2 separate regions of the Homo sapiens genome follow, and region 1 is linked to region 2. Evidence: chromatin loops called from intact Hi-C (ENCODE). Cell type or tissue: B cell. All regions are shown on one strand. Links, peaks and the distances in the headings refer to the core of each region. The heading gives the core; the rest is flanking DNA. Region 1 has its middle 27 kb from the start of FCRL3. Region 2 overlaps LOC105371457 (a long non-coding RNA gene).

Evidence for each region. A loop is a pair of places that touch in the nucleus more often than their neighbours do. Peaks named below come from ENCODE experiments on the same cell type or tissue, not always from the same donor. Only the 100,000 strongest peaks of a DNase experiment are listed, where the experiment ranks them.
Region 1: a loop joins it to region 2, with 2.8 times the contacts of the local background. A loop is called at or near these places in 2 of 110 quality-filtered maps.

Annotation. Positions count from the first base shown.
Region 1 is chr1:157,723,425-157,731,752 of GRCh38, reverse strand. It overlaps the pseudogene VDAC1P9. Among named protein-coding and RNA genes, the nearest start is that of FCRL3, 27 kb to the right of the region's middle. In B cell, for the core only: no CTCF peak of the experiment used is centred there; DNase peaks (open chromatin) are centred at 4,752, 5,243, 6,352 and 7,062; H3K4me3 peaks cover 2,757 bases; H3K27ac peaks cover 6,030 bases.
Region 2 is chr1:157,649,115-157,657,463 of GRCh38, reverse strand. It overlaps LOC105371457 (a long non-coding RNA gene), which reads left to right. Exons shown (of 3, transcript XR_922184.3): 2 at 3,190-3,285; 3 at 4,253-5,280. Among named protein-coding and RNA genes, the nearest start is that of FCRL3-AS1, 42 kb to the left of the region's middle. In B cell, for the core only: no CTCF peak of the experiment used is centred there; a DNase peak (open chromatin) is centred at 4,153; H3K4me3 peaks cover 837 bases; H3K27ac peaks cover 528 bases.

The DNA of each region.
Region 1 (8,328 bases), core at 1-8,000, 74 kb before region 2:
TTAAGAATTACTTTACATATTTCTGGCTTGGCTAAATCTGGTGGGAACTGCAGGCTTTCAGAAATTCAAGGTCTGGACTGATGGTTAAGTTGCCAGTGACCTCTCTGGTCTCAGATGGAAACTATCTGATGATGAGATGTCACTTAACCATTTAACTTTCCTCCACATGCTTAACATCCATACATATGACTTGCCTGTGCTGAAATCTGAGAATCTGGACCCTGAACCTGAACCCCTTAGAACTGAGAAGGGCCACAAGAACCTATGGTGCGTGTTTGTGTGTGTGTTTGGGTATCCATTATAGAAAAATTAGAAACATGAGAAATAAAAAAAGATAATTAAAAATCACTTTTATTCCATTAACTCTGAGATAATTGCTAATATCTCAATATCCATCAGCCAGAATATTTTCTATGCATGTGCTCACGTATACATAAATATACAATTTAAAAATAATGATAACAGTAATCTCATTTTTTCTTTTAATAATTTTGTTTTGTTTCCATGCCATTAAGTATTATTCTAAGATATTTGTGTATTGCCTGGTATGTTTGAAAACGTACAAACTTATTTTGTAAATGATTTATTTGAGGGCCTTTATAGTATTGACAATTACTCATTATGATAAACAGTGTTACAATGAACATCTTTGTGTTTAAGTCAACATTTTGAGTAGCATTACTAGTTTAGAGAAATGAAAGGCTGTTACTCTATGCAGTCAGACAATAACTTGGCAATATTTCCCCTGAGATATCCCAGTGGTTGTGTGGAGGGTCTATCAGCTTATGATACATTACTGTTGAGATATATAATCAAAACAATCTTATAGAAAAGAGCTCTGTATACTATATGAGGAAGTAGAGATCAAACATTGGAGGAGTCTTACTTCCTTGCTTTCTATCTAGGTAAAATATTCTGAAGGCCTGTTTGTGATCCTTGCTTTTGGTTACTGTTTGATAGACCCCTTCAAGTCAGTCACTAAGACAATCTCCTTTCAAATAGCTGAATGAGGAGGCCTCATGGTACTGTGGTCATTGCTGCTGGCATTTTATGAGCTGGACCACTTGGAATGAGATGTGGAACAGGAAGAGAATGGAGGTCCTGGGATCTGGATATCTTTGAGGTTTTCTCAGAGCCCAAGTCTGTGGCCATTGTCTAGCAGAAACGCTGGGTCTCACTTCCAATGCAGTCTCCAGAGATATTTGAGAATAAAGAAAATGAGATGATTTAGATTTCCAAGAAAATGTAGAAGCAATGCATTTCAAATTCTGCTAGGAAAAACAGAAATCTTTCTTTTTAATAAATTTCTGTTCTGATCTTATAGGAAACTTTATACGTGATGTAATTGGCTTTTTTTTAATACCACACTCCAGTAATCCATTCCTTCCAAAATGAAACAACACACTTTAGATAACAGATTAAAATTTGTATTAAACAATAGACCATTTGGCATCACTGTTTATTTGTACACAAGGGAAGATAAAAACTTTGCTAAGAAACACAATTCCTTTCTCTGTACTTAGTAGACACATTCTGTACATAATTTTAGAGTGAAAAATGGACTCCTAAGCAAAAAGTTGACCTAAAATCAAGAAAGGAGGACCTATACAACCTACAGAACACGGGAGAGACCACTCTTCTTCTGTATGTTCTCTCCCTAGCTCTGTGTCTTTTTTTAAAATATCTTAATATTTTATTATTTCAATAGTTTAGAGGTATAAGTGGTTTTTGGTTACATAGATGAATTATACAGTGGTGTATTCTGAGATTTCAGTGCACCCATCACCCAACTAGTGTACATTGTACCCAATATGTAGGGGTTTGTTCCTTATACCCCTCCTACCCTCCTTCTTCTGAGTCTCCAATGCCCGATACCACTCTGTAAGCCTTTGTGTACTCATAGATTAGCTCCCACTGTTAAGTGAGAACATACAGTATTTGATTTTCCATTCCTGAGTTACTTCACTTAGAATAGTGGCTCCAGCTTCACCCAAGTGCTGCAAAAGACATTATTTCATTCATTTTTATGGCTGAGTACTATTCCATGGTATACATGTATACCACATTTTCTTTACCCACTCATTAGTTGATGGGCACTTAGATTGGTCCATCTCTTTGCAATTGTGACTTGTGCTGCTATAAACATACATGTGTATATGTCTTTTTCACACAATGACTTATTTTCCTTTGGGTAGATACCCAGTAGTGGGAATGCTGAAATTAAAGGTAGATCTACTTTTAGTTCTTTTTTTTTATTATTATACTTTAAGTTTTAGGGTACATGTGCACAATGTGCAGGTTTGTTACATATGTGTACATGTACCATGTTGGTGTGCTGCACCCATTAACTCGTCATTTAGCATTAGGTATATCTCCTAATGCTATCCCTCCCCCGCCCACCACCCCACAATAGTCCCCAGAGTGTGATGTTCCCCTTGCCTGTGTCCATGTGTTCTCATTGTTCAATTCCCACCTAGAGTGAGAACATGCGGCGTTTGGTTTTTTGTCCTTGGGATAGTTTTCTGAGAATGATGGTTTCCAGCTTCATCCATGTCCCTACAAAGGACATGAACTCATCATTTTTTATGGCTGCATAGTATTCCATGGTGTATATGTGCCACATTTTCTTAATCCAGTCTATCATTGTTGGACATTTGGGTTGGTTCCAAGTCTTTGCTATAGTGAATAATGCCGCAATAAATATACTTGTGCATGTGTCTTTATAGCAGCATGATTTATAATCCTTTGGGTGTATACCCAGTAATGGGATTTCTGGGTCAAATGGTATTTCTAGTTCTAGATCCCTGAGGAGTCGCCACACCGACTTCCACAATGGTTGAACTAGTTTACAGTCCCACCAACAGTGTAAAATTGTTCCTATTTCTCCACATCTCTCCAGCACCTGTTGTTTCCTGACATAGGACTTTTAGTTCTTTAAGAAATCTCCATACTGTTTTCCATAGAGGTTGTACTAATTTACATTCTCACCAGCAGTGTGTAAGTGTTCCCGTTTCACCACATCCATGCCAACATCTATTATTTTTTGACTTTTTAATAATGGCCATTCTTGCAAAAGTAAAGTGGCATCTCATTGTGGTTTTAATTTGCATTTTCCTGATGATTAGTGATGTTGATCATTGTTTCATATATTTGTTGGCCTTTTGCATATCTTCTTTTGAGAAATGTCTATACATGTCATTTGCTCACTTTTTCATGAGTTTTTTTTCTTGCTGATTTGTCTGAGTTCCTTGTAGTTCTAAATATTAGTCCTTTGTCAGACGGATAGTTTGCAAATATTTTCTCCCAGTCTGTGGGTTGTCTGTTTGCTCTGATGATTATTGCTTTTGCTGTGCAGAAGCTTTTTTAGTTTAATTAGGTCCCATTTATTTATCCTTGTTTTTGTTGCATTTGCTTTTGAGGTCTTAGTTATAAATTCTTTGCCTAGGTCAATGTCCAGAAGAGTTTTTCCAAGGTCATCTTCTAGAATTTTTATGGTTTCAGGTCTTAGATTAAGTCTTTGACTCATCCTAAGTTGATTTTTGTATGAGATGAGAGATAGGGATCCAGTTTTATTCTTCTACACGTGGCTAGCCAGTTTTCCCAGCACCATTTATTAAATAGGGTGTCCTCTCTCCAATTTATGTTTTTGTATGTTTTGTTGAACATCAGTTCGTTGTAAGCATTTGGCTTTATTTCTGGATTTTCTGTTCTGTTCCATTGGTTACGATATGCCTACTTTTATACCAGTGCCCATGCTGTTTTAGTAACTATAGCCTTGTAGTATAAATTCAAGTCTTGTAATACCTCCAGGTTTGTTCTTTTTGCTTAGGATTGCTTCGGCTATTTGGGCTTTTTTTGTTGTTGTTCCATATGAATTTTAAGATTTTTTTTAAGTCTGTGAAAAATGGTGATGGTATTTTGATATAATTTGCATGAAATCTGTAGGTGACTTTGGGCAATCACAAAATTGTGAAAATAACCATTCTTCCAATCCATGAGCATGGGATGTGTTTCCATCTATATGTGCCATCTATGATTTCTTTCAGTAGTATTTTGTAGTTCTCCTTGCAGAAATCTTCCACCTCCTTGGTTAAGTATATTACTAGGGTTTGTTGTTATTGTTGTTGTTTGTTTGTTTTTACAGCTATTATAAAAGGGATTCCATTTTTTATTTGATTCTCAGCTTGGTTGTTGTTGGTGTACAGCAGTGCTACGAATTTATGCCATTGACTTTGTAACCTGAGACTCTATGTCTTAAATTATACTAGTGCCCTGAAGATGTGGAAGCTGCAGTGAAAGTAATAAATACTGGAGATGCTGAACATGTGAAAAATGAAGAGCTCTTGGTAATGGGCAAGGCATATGTTGGAAAGTTCCTTGTGAGCATAAAATAAAGCATGGGTTATAGTGTTGTTGGGAAAGGTGTGGCTTTTGGGGATATATTAAATATGGGAGAAGGAATTTGAAAAAAAGCAGGGAAGTAGGGTATGGACGGGTGCCAAAAAACCCTCAGAATTACAGAGTGAAAAAAGATGATGTACTGCTCTGTGCTCACTTTTCATTCTTCTCTCGCTTGCAGCTTCATTCAGTGGACAATTTGCTATGTTTCCCTGCTGGTCCTTTCTCATAGATTTTCAGTAACACTGTCCTTCTGACCAGCTCAGGAGGCATATAGATGCTGTCTCAGACATGTGAGGTTGAGAACCCTCAGATATGCAAATGCTCGGTGGTTTCCTCAGGCCCTGATTGTTCTGCTTTCACATACACCTGCTCTGAAAATACACAGTTTTTCTGGTTGGGCAGACACTGTCTGGTCTTTTAAAGCCCTCTAATCGGCCGGGCGCGGTGGCTCAAGCCTGTAATCCCAGCACTTTGGGAGGCCGCGGCAGGCAGATCACGAGGTCAGGAGATCAAGACCATCTTGGCTAACACGGTGAAACCCCGTCTCTACTAAAAATACAAAAAAATTAGCCAGGTGTGGTGGGGGGTGCCTGTAGTCCCAGCTACTCTGGAGGCTGAGGCAGGAGAATGGCATAAACCCGGGGAGGCAGAGCTTGCAGCGACAGAGCGAGACTCCATCTCAAAAAATGAAATAAAATAAAATAAAATAAAAATGAAAGTAAAAAAGCCATCTAATCCTGTTTCAGCCCACAGATTTATTTTGTTTTACTTGCACTTTTTTTGCATTAACAAACTTACATTTGTTGACAAGATGGCTTCAGGCTCTTACTATTAAACTGTACCTTGGAAATACCAAATAAACAAGAGACAAACTTTTGCCTATCAAAAAACCTGTAAAATTGTCATAAATACATGAGGAAACAAACACAGGGAAGCAGAAGCTGCTTAGAGAGGAAGAGGCAAATTAGAGGTAAGAGAATGCTTTCTGAATGAGATCTTTTCTCTCCCCCAGATCTTTCCAAGCTGCTCATTTCCTATTCCAGCAGGGCAATTATTCTACCAACCAGTGGTAGTGGAGTAATTACTAGGATGGTATTAGAACCCAGCCACTGTGGGAAGCAGATAGCAATAGGCACAAATGTACTGCTCCCAAGAATTCCTGTCTCACCACCATACACAGTGGGGTGGGCAACTAGGGAATGACTGTGTCCAGCTAGAGCTCTAGAGGTTTTCTGCCCGAGACTAATCCTCAACACTCTCTCAACACACCAATTCATGACAAGTTAAATAACAGCCAACAAGAGATAATAAATATGAAAATTATAATTGTCAAAATAAGTACCTGACAGATGAATTGATTAGCATACAGAATAATACTAAAGAAAAAAACATAGTGAGCTGGAAGGCCAGGAAAAACTCTCCTAAAAATACCAAGAAGAGGTACAGAGAAGGAGAGTATACAAGTTAAGAAATATGAATGATGGCATAGGAAGTGTCAGTATCTGTATGATTCATGTACTGCATACAGGTACAAATAAGAGAAGAAAACTTATGGAAAAAATAATAACCCCAAATTTTACAAAATCAGAGAAAGACTAAAGATTTCACAATGAAAAGTATCATAATTTGCTAACTGAATTGATTTTAAAAACCTAAATATTAAAGTAAAATTTGGGAATATCAATGAACAAGGAAAAATTTTGAAATACTAAAGAACATAAAGCATTATCTATAAGTCACAGGAATGAGAATAGCCTAAGACTTCTTAACAATAACATTAAATGTAAGAAGTCAATGGAAAATGTTTTCAAAGTGTTCAAAGAAAAAAGGCAAACTTGTTATTTTATATCCATCTAGACTTTTATTTAATTGCGAGGGTGAATGAAGATTTTTTCTTTGGTATTACAGCCCTCAAAATCTTAAGACACACACGAACATGCACACACACACACACACACACACATGCAAACCACTAAAAACACTTTTAGAGGAAGTGCTACAGCAAGATGAAAAATAAATGCAGAAATAGGCCACAAGATAGGGAAAATGAGTTTGAATAAATAAAATAATAAAATTTTGTTCTTTAAACCATGAGAAACACACATGGAAAGAAGAAGTAAAATAAAATTCTATTATTTAAACTCAAGAATGATAATGTGATAGAAGAGTGGGGAGGAAGTTGTTTTGAAGACATGTAAATGAATGTTGTTATTCATCTTAGTAAGTGAGTAATTACCACCAGAAACAAGAATAGAATGACCTTCAAAGCAGCATAGGAAAATCCACCCCCTTACCCTGTTGAGCCTCCTGTGGCTGCCACTGAGCAGAATATGGCTGTCCCTCCCATGTACACTGATCTTGACAAATGTACCAGGGATGTCTTCACCAAGCGGTATAGATTAGGATTAATAAAGCTTCATTTGAAAACAAAATATGGGAATAGACTGGATGTTACAAGCTCAGGCTCAGCCAATCCTGAGGCCATCAAAGTGACAGGTAGTCTGGAAACCAAGAACAGATGGATCAAATGTGGCCTGACATTTACAGAGAAGTGGAACACTGACAAGACATTAGGTGCAGAGTTACTGGAGAAGATGAGCTTTTTACATGGACTAAAGTTGACCTGTGATTCAGCCTCCTCACCTAACACTGGGGGCAAAATGCTAAAATCAAGACAGGGTACAAGTGAGAGTACATCAACCTGGGCTGCAACGTGGATTTTGACATCTCCAGGACTTTCATCCAAGGTGCTCTCATGCTGAGTTACAAGGACTGGCTGGCTGGATACCAAATACATTTTGAGATCAAAGAGTCCCAGGTGACCTAAAATGACTTTTTGTGGTTGGCTTCAAGACTGATGAATTCCAGCATCACACTAATATAAATGACAGTGTTTGGCACCTCCACTTACCAGAAGGTGAGCAAGACTTTGGAGATCACTGTCAATCATGCATGGACATTAGGAAACAATAACACTTGCTTTGGAACAGCAGCCAAGTAGCACATAGATCCTGACAGCTTCTTCTCAGCTAAAGTGAACAACTCCCATGAGAGGATTAGGATACATTCAGACTCCAAGGCAGTTATCGAACTAATTCTGTGAGTCCTGAGAGATGACAAAAACGTCAGTGCTGGTCTAAAACGAGCTTGGTCTAAGACTGGATTTTTTTTTTTTTTTTTTTGGAGATGGAGTCTCGTTTTGTTGCCCAGGCTGGAGTGCAGTGACACTATCTCGGTTCACTACAACCTCCACCTCCTGGGTTCAAGCGATTATTGTGCCTCAGCCTCTCAAGTAGTTGGGATTACAGGCATGCACCACCATGCCCAGCTAATTTTTGTATTTTCAGTAGAGATAGGGTTTCACCATGTTGGTCAGGCTGGTCTTGAACTCCTGACCTCAGGTGATCTGCCACCTAGGCTTCCAAAACTGCTGAGATTACAGGCATGAGCCACCACACCAGCCTAAGACTGGAATTTTAAGCATAAATCAATACTGTATAATTATTTAATTTTAAAGTATTGTGCAGCATAGCTACCTTCAAAATTTAATGTACCCTCTTATGTTGTATGTCTAAGATTCAAGTATTGCTAGGTATCATGATAAATCTCTAGGTTAAAGATATTTGATCTTTAAGATGTCACCTTTTCAGAGGTATAGAAGGAACCTGATTCCCAAAAGGTCCTTTCAGTTAGAAATTTGGGAGGAATTGGTGGTCCCTCTAGAGATATCTGGTTTTTTTTTTCTTTTTTTTTTTCATTTAGAAACAGCTGCACGTGGAAACTGATAACATGCAGGCACTTTGTAAAATCATATTGAGTAAATGAACTTGTGACTTCTTGAGAATTGAACTTTGGTTTCCTATCCTAATGAGAGGCTCATTTCTTGAAGTCATGTACAAATATATCTGAGGGACACTTTTTTAGATG
Region 2 (8,349 bases), core at 91-8,090:
TACTTTCAATCTGTTTGTGTTTTTATTTTTCAAGTGAGCTTCTTGTAAGCATCATATACTTTGGCCTTACTTTTTAAAATCTATTTAGATAATCTTTTCCTTCAGTTAAAATTCTTATACTATTCATAGTTAAGGTAATTATTAATATGGTTGAATTTAAAAAATTTTTATTTTCCATTTGCTCCACCATTTTTTGTTCATTTTTTCTCCTTTTTCTCTTTCGAATCATTTGAAATTTTAGTATTCCATCTTAATGTATCTGTTTTCTTTTTAGTAATACATCCTTGTATTGTTTTCAAAGGTTGATCTAGAGGTTACAATATACATTCTTAATCTTTCATGGCCTACTTAAAATTGATACTCTGCCTCTCCACTGAAAATGTAGAATCTTGAAATTGATAGGTATATATATGTCCACCCCTTCAATCATTTATAAGATGGTTGTCCTATCCTTTCATTTATATCCCATAAGTGTCCAATCATTTATAGGATGGATGTATAGGCATTATATCAATGTATGTTTTAAAAATCCCACGAAAAATTGTTATAATTTGTTAAGTACTTATATTTTAGATAACTTAAACAGAAAAATGCAGTCTTTTCTATTTTTCCCTAGATATTTACCACTTACAATGTCGTTAATTTTTTCTAATGATCCCCATTATTTCTAATTTCATTTCCCTTTAGCCTAAGGACTTCTTCTTTTTTTTTTTTTAGACAGAGTTTTGCTCTTGTCGCCCAGGCTGGAGTGCAGTGGTGCGATCTTGGCTCGCTGCAACCTCCACCTCCCGGATTCAAGCAATTCTCCTGCCTCAGCATCCCGAGTAGCTGGGATTACAGGCGCGAGCCACCATGCCCAGCAAATTTTTTATTTTTAGTAGAGACGCGGTTTCACTGTGTTGCCCAGGCTGGTCTCCGACAGGGACTTCTTTAGAATCTCTTGTAGTGTTTTCTGACAGTTAGTCTCTACATTTTGCTTTACTTATTTTTTGAAAAAAAAAAATTTGCATGCATTTTTGAAGGATATTTTTGCTCAATATAAAAACCAAGTTTGATAATTGTTGTCCCTTTCTTTAAAAATTTGTTTTTTCTCTGTCTACAATCAAGATTTGGTCTTTATCTTGGATATTTAGTAGTCTGGTTATGTTTTTGGTATGGTTTTCTTTGAATTTATCCTGTGTAGGGTTCATTGAACTTCTCAAACCTGTAAATGTATGTTTTTCACCAAATCTGAGGAGATTTCAGCTGCAATTTCTTTAAATATTATTTTATGTCCAATTTCTCTCCTTTTCTGCTGGGATTCCAAATATATGTATGTTACAGTTTTTGATAGACTTGATATTGTCCCACATGTCCCTAGTTTCTGTTTATTTTTTCAAACTTTCTTTCTATATTTTAGATGAATAATTTAATTGATATAGTTTTAATTTTATTGATTCTTTCCTTTGTCCTATTCATTCTACTGTAAGTCCATTTGGTAAATTTTTAAAATATGTTACAGACTTATTTCAAAAATTTCTATTTGGTTCTCTATTTATATATCTCAGCTGAGATTTCCTGCCTTTTTATTCATTTTATATATTTTTTAAAATCTCATTGAGTATAGTTATTGTGCCTACTAAAAAAATTCTCATCAAATAATTCCAACATCAGATGCATCTGAAGCTAGCATCTATTGATTGTCTTTATTCTGAAAAATTGAATTCATTTTCCTGCTTCTTTGTATGTTGAGTACTTTTCATTTTATCTTGGACATTTTAATGTTATGTTGTATAGATTCTGTGTTCTGTGACATCCAGCATGCTGTTTTTGTTTTTGTTTTTGTTTTTTGTCTTAGCAGGCATTTAACCCAGTTAGACTCAATGTGTAAGCTCTGCCTTTCCTTCCATAGGTGGTGGTTTAAATCTTAATTCAATTATTTAGTTCTTTGGTGTACTGCTTTTAGACAGTCCTGTGCTTATATGGCTCAGGTGTCAGCCTGAACTTGTGTATTTAACCACACAGAAAATTAAGGGACTTCCTTCTCTGGCTCTCTCCTCTATGGAATTCTCCCTCCACCTTCTAGTAACTGCGGTTAATCAGACTCCCTTTTTAGATCCTCTGGCCAGAAAGACAATGAGCTACCAAAAATCTTACCAACCTACAATATGCCTTCTCTGCTACAAAAAACAAATCCACAAATCAAATCTACAATAAAAATGGAAAACTAACTGCTATGCCAGTCACTTCTCCAAATTTCATTTCCCCACTACACCCTGGCTGCTCTTTTACTCTTCAGAATTCTCAGGTAGTCATTTTCTGTATTTTATGTAACATATAATTGTTACCAGTTGGATGGCTTGTCTGATTGTTACCAGTTAGATGGCTTGTCTGAAGGGAATTTACAATATTATTCCAGAAGTGAAATTCTAGCTTAACTATGAATGGACATATTTATACTCATTGGTCAGTAAGGTCTGCATTATTCAGGATGTATCTACATATGTGTGTATATGCATTTTACGTACTTGGACTGCAATTGTATTAAATGCTTATTTTACATATTTGAACACTTTTCATGCTTTAAAAATATTCTTCTAAGACGCGAGTTTAATAGCTTTATAATACTGCATCTATATACGTACCCTAATTTACCATTCTTCTGTATATTTTTGTTTTTTTGCTTTTGTAAAAACTTTGAGATGAAATCTTTTCCTCTCTTCCTCAGAATAAACTTTTATTGTGAAAAGTAGTATACGGAACTTTGCATCTCATAATCCAGAAAGTTTTTACATTGTATGGCACCAGCAGGAAATCATTTATGAGTTCCAACACTGGGTGCTGTACTTTCTTTATTGTTTTTGCAAAAATGATAACAGAAATTACATTTTATTGTTTAAATTTTAATTTACTTGACTATTAGTGAAGTAGAATATAATCTTATGTGTTTCAGGGAGTGTTCTTTTTTTAATCAATAGTCCATTTAGGATAAAAATTTTTCACATTTTCAACAAGTTAAGATACTCTTTTCCTAACAAATTATGTGAGTTTTTTAATGAACTAAGGATAGTAATCTTTAATTAATTATGTGTGATATAGATATCTATGGTATGTCTTTTGCCTTTTACTTTTGTTTATGGTATCTTTAACCTACCAAGGTTATTTAATAGATTATGAACATGTGCTAATTTACCAAGATATCTTGCTTAGCCATAGGTTAAGACATGAGGACTTCTACTGAAACTTCTCTAAATATGGAACCAAGACTTCATCTGAGTTTGAGATTAAGAGAAGAAATTATCACAGGTAATGTGGAGACAAGTCACTTCTCCAATTGTGTTCTCTAAAGTGTGGTGTTTTGATGGTCAAAACCTCATAAAATTAGGTCCAGGAGAGAAAGAATTAGAAATAGGAATTGCTAACAGAAAAAGACCATTTCAGAATCATGGACTGAGGGTTACCGTTCAAGAGAACTATAACCCTTGGGCCACCCAGTCTATAGAGCAGCTTCATTTTTTGCAAAAGTGAATATGGTGGCATATAGATTAAAGTATTAATTATTTTCTGTGCTACACACTTACAGGAGAAAACTCTTAATATCCAAGACAAAAACAGTGCCTTGCTGATGAATGAAGAGACATGTGTGTCAAAAATATAACTGACAAAAGGCCGGGCATGGTGGCTCACGCCTATAAACCCAGCACTTTGGGAAGCTGAGGCCAGTAGATTGCTTGAGCCCAGAATTTCAAGAGCAGCCTGGGCAACATGGCAAAACCCCAACTCTACTAAAAAATAAATAAATAAATAAATAAATAAATAAATAAATAAATAAGAATATAACTGACAATGTAGGAGCCTCTTACAGGTTCCCTTGATGCTTCAGTTTCCTCTGTTTACTCTGCTTTTTGTGGTAAAATCATATTTACAAATTCTTCTCTTCCTGACAATTATAAATTCTTATCTCTCCCTTCCTTGGATTCGTTGAGTGAACCTATCTACACAAACTACTCTTAAAATGGACCTTTACCCTCTTTCCTGTCCATGGGCAATTACTGTGATTATTCTTTAGCAGCTACTGTTTCTTCAGCCCTTCTGCTAGGATAGGGCTGCTTTACATACACCATGTGGAGTCAAAAAAGAACAGAGAGAAGTAGTCACAAAAAGAGGAAGTAGTGGTTAGTGGGTTCTTGAGAAAGTTCTCCAAAGGTTACAAACTGAAAAGATTGAAAAATTAACAGTTCTATGCTAATCTCTGGTGTCTCCTTTTTGGCAGCTCCATGAGGAAGAAAAAATAATCTGTGACTTCTGTACCTTCTTCATGACCACCGGGCAAGACTGACTCTCTGACCAGTGCACAGGAGACTCATCAATATCTATCTAAGCCCTTTCTCTCTAACAGCTGCCAGAGTTTGGTCTTCTATCATCTCAGGCCAAGGAAGCGCAGTGGTTACACTCATCTCCACTCCGGTCACCTGCTTTCCATTTTATGCGAGCAGGTCCTGCCTTACAAAATAAACGTATCTGCTGAGAAATGCCAATGAGGGAGACAGAAGAGATCTTCAAAGGGAAAGGCAGATTTTGTAAGTGGTTGTTGATGGACCAAATTCCATGTTATAAATCTTCTCAGGGTGCAGTAGTTGATATAACTCCATTGAGATGGACCCTGAAAACAAATATGCACAAAAGGAATTTTACAGATAAATCCGTGTTCCATGCCTAGAATAAAGTAATACCATTATAATCATTATCTGCTTTCAATATCCAACCCTGCCATTTAGTTTCAGCTTCAGGTCCACCGGATCCTTCAAATATTTCTTCATACAATCTCCTTTTGTCCCTCAGGACCTGTTGGAAAGAAAGGCGTCCAATGCTAATAAGGAAAAGAGAAGAGCCTTCCTCTCCATGCAGGTTTAAGTCTACTGAAAGTGGAAATTACTCTTTTATTTATAAATACTGATAGGACTCTTTTGGTAGCAGGGAACATGGACCCACTTATGCAACCTTAAGTAAAAACGGTAATTTATGGTAAAGGAAAATGGATAGCTGTCAGAATTCTAAGCAGGAAGGTCATAAACAAGCTGGAATCAGAAAGTGGGAGGTTGTTGGGATCCTTGGAACTACCTCGACCCTGCAATCAGACAGACTCCTCTACCTGCCCTCTGTGTCCTTGGACAAACTGCTCAACCTCCCTATGCGTCAGTTTCCTCATCTGTAAAATGGGAACAATGATATCCATCTTTTAAGATTTTTGTGAGGATTGAATGAATTAAACAAGTAAAGAGATTGGATCTAGGTCTGAAATTTGCTAGCCACTCAAATACTAGTTATTTCATTGGTTGTTTCATATTTTCTGCCCACGTATGTTGACTTCTATTTTGTTTCTTTTAAATAATTTGCCACTTTCTGAAATTGTCTAATTTACCTAATTGCTGACTTGTAGAGCATGGGTCTTCTCCTCTAGTATTTAAGGTTTATCACACCCTCAGTAGAGGGAAGGCAATGAGTGTTCTGCTACATGTCCTGTTTGCTGGAGCGGAGAACTTTCAGCCTGTTTCTGACCCAGTCCTCTGAGTACCTCTGCTCTGAAAGTTGTAACTGTCTCTCTTTCCCAGGGCTGTTTCTATCTCCTTAGCCAAAAAGCCAGACTTCCTAGCCCAAGGAGGGGAGCTCAGTGAACCTCAACTATAAGGCTGAATCAATCAGGATTAATGTAGTTTCAAGCCAGACTGAGTAGATGACCATTACTACTGCTACTACTTTAAGTTCTGCCCCCTTTGAAGGATTTCCTTCATCACTTTCTTTCAAGAACAATACTAATTGTGGTTGCAGTAATACAACAGTCCACTTCCAGTTTTGCTAACATATTTTACTAAATCATCTGTGAAGCAAGCCCTGGTTTTCCTTCTGTAGTTATCTAGTTAAAAGGAGTTCCACATGAGGCTATAGATGTGAACTGCAGGAGAGGAGGGAATGCAGTAAAAGTTGGTACCTTAGCAGTCTGAGCCACCTGCTCATACAACTTACTTATGCCTTGTTAAACCCAGTCATATATACATCATATATATATAGATGTATTGCTGCTGTGCATGTACAATCTTGTGGCTACATAAAACCCCACTCATGATGAGCAGTTCGAATTGCAGATTGCGTGGTCACTTGATGTCCCATGTTAAGTATTAAGTTTTTAGTAAGGTCTAGGCAAACTTGATGCTGTATCCTAAAAGAACATTATCTCCAGAAGAGAGTATAACTTTTATCTAAAATTCTAGAAGTCTGTGCTCTAATTTTCCTTTTCTGACCCTTAGAAGCACTATACAACATCCATATTTTCTATAGTCATTTCAGGCTACATCGGATCTACCACACCACAAGTCTCAAGTGGTCAAGCAGCTTTCAAGGCAATCTGGAATTATTGCAGAGCCTTCTCTTGCCCTGAGCCTCACTCAGAATTAATAGTGTTATGGGCTCCTCAGCAAATGGGTAAGAGTTGTGCACGTAAATGAGGATATATTGCATACAAATTCCAAAGATATCCACCAGGTATTGTGCCTCTTCTTTAGTAATAAGAAGGTGCAAGATGCAGCAATTTGTTTTAACTCTGAAGACATTCTGACATGTGAATAACAGCATAATCTAACTTATAGGGGTTTCCTGAGAAGAAAATGAATTCCTTAGCCCAACACATGACATTAAGTAAGTGCTTAATAAGTATGAGCTATGATGATGATGACAATTATGTTTATTATTACTACCATACTTGAAATTTAAGCAAGACTGCATAGAGAAGGCCTTTTTAGATTTCCAAAACCTTCCCTTCTCCACCTCCCAACTGCAACATACTGCAATCAGAGGAGTAAAAGAATAGAAATAATGTCTGAGGTAGAAGTAATTGTATCTATATCTCTTCATAAAAAGTAGATATCAAATTCAAGAAGTCAGTTCTACCTGTGCAAACAGTTGTTATGTGCTGAATCATTTTACATGTAACAATATGTTCCAGTAAAGTCTTAGACCACTTTATGGTTTTTAACAAAAATGTGACAGAAAGTGTCCTCACTCCGTACTGATTCCATATGTTTGTGTGAACTTGTAGTCTGGGAAGGAGTGTGGAGAATGGCTCGGGGAACAGTGACCTCCACCTACAAGAAGATAAACAGGTCTTTGGGATTGAAGAACTTAACCCTCCTTAATTCTAGAAGAAATAGCTCTTTAGGAGCCTCTATGGGCTCTCTAATAGACAACTAATCTCTACTTTGGAAAAGAGAATAAATGTCTTGAGTTCAGCAGTCAAAAGCACTGATGGATGGACCTGGAATGAGAATGAGGGGAAAGGAAAGAAAAATAAGATTTGGGTCAAGGAGGAAGGTAGTCATCTGCTCCTGAACAGATAGTGCTCCTCAGTGTCTCCCTGACACTGTTTTCAGGGCCTGTCTATATCTCAGGAAGCGCCAGGGTCATTCAACCGTAGAATCCACTACTGGGAAGACCATTTTACATTCTTTCCAAAGAAGCTTCCTGGACACTGTTATGGTATCATTGTCACCCACAAGCTTCAGAGCACTGGCCACACACTCAGCCATGGAACTGTCATAGAAGAAACCTGGGATACTTGTAAAATCGATGGAGCACTAAGGACCCACTGGGTGAGGAAAAGCTGGGCAGTATATACTCTGGAAGTGGACTGGAGCAGTTTAGTGCATGCCAAGTTTGAGACAAATAGTCGTCTCTTTTTTATTTATTTATGTATCATATATGCCAGGCACTATTTGAAGGGCTTTCACATATTAACTCATTTAATAGTGATGAAGAAGTTGAGATTTTTGCCCAAGGAGAGAGCCAATAGCTTTTAGAGCATAGGACTTTTTGCAAGGTGTAGGCAAAATAGAATCTATAAGGAACCAAATGGTATATAGAAAATGGCAGATAAGAAGTACTCTCGAAAGATATCAAGTTTTTAGATTCTAATAGGAAATAGAGGACATGTTATTCTCTATAAAGTCTTTCTACCCTTATTAGACTAGAAATTACATAAAGATAAGGATCATGTCACTTTTGTCAATACTGTGCAACCAGTGAAACACAGTGAATACTCAGTAGATAATTGTTAAATGAGTGAATGAAGTCCCCCAGACACAGAAGCTAAGGAGACTTGAAACTTTCTAACAGGATAGCAGGTCTTAAAGTTCCTGGATAGCTTCTTGTCTACTTCAGCCATAATGTCACCCTGTATTTAAGAAGACTTAAAAACAAGAAAACAACTTCATTTCCTTAGGACCCATGGCAGAAGAAAGGCAATTAGCAAATAGCAGTATCCTTGGCTTCCCTTTTTCGAAATCTTCTAGGCAATGCTCATGGGTGCCACTGTGGAGA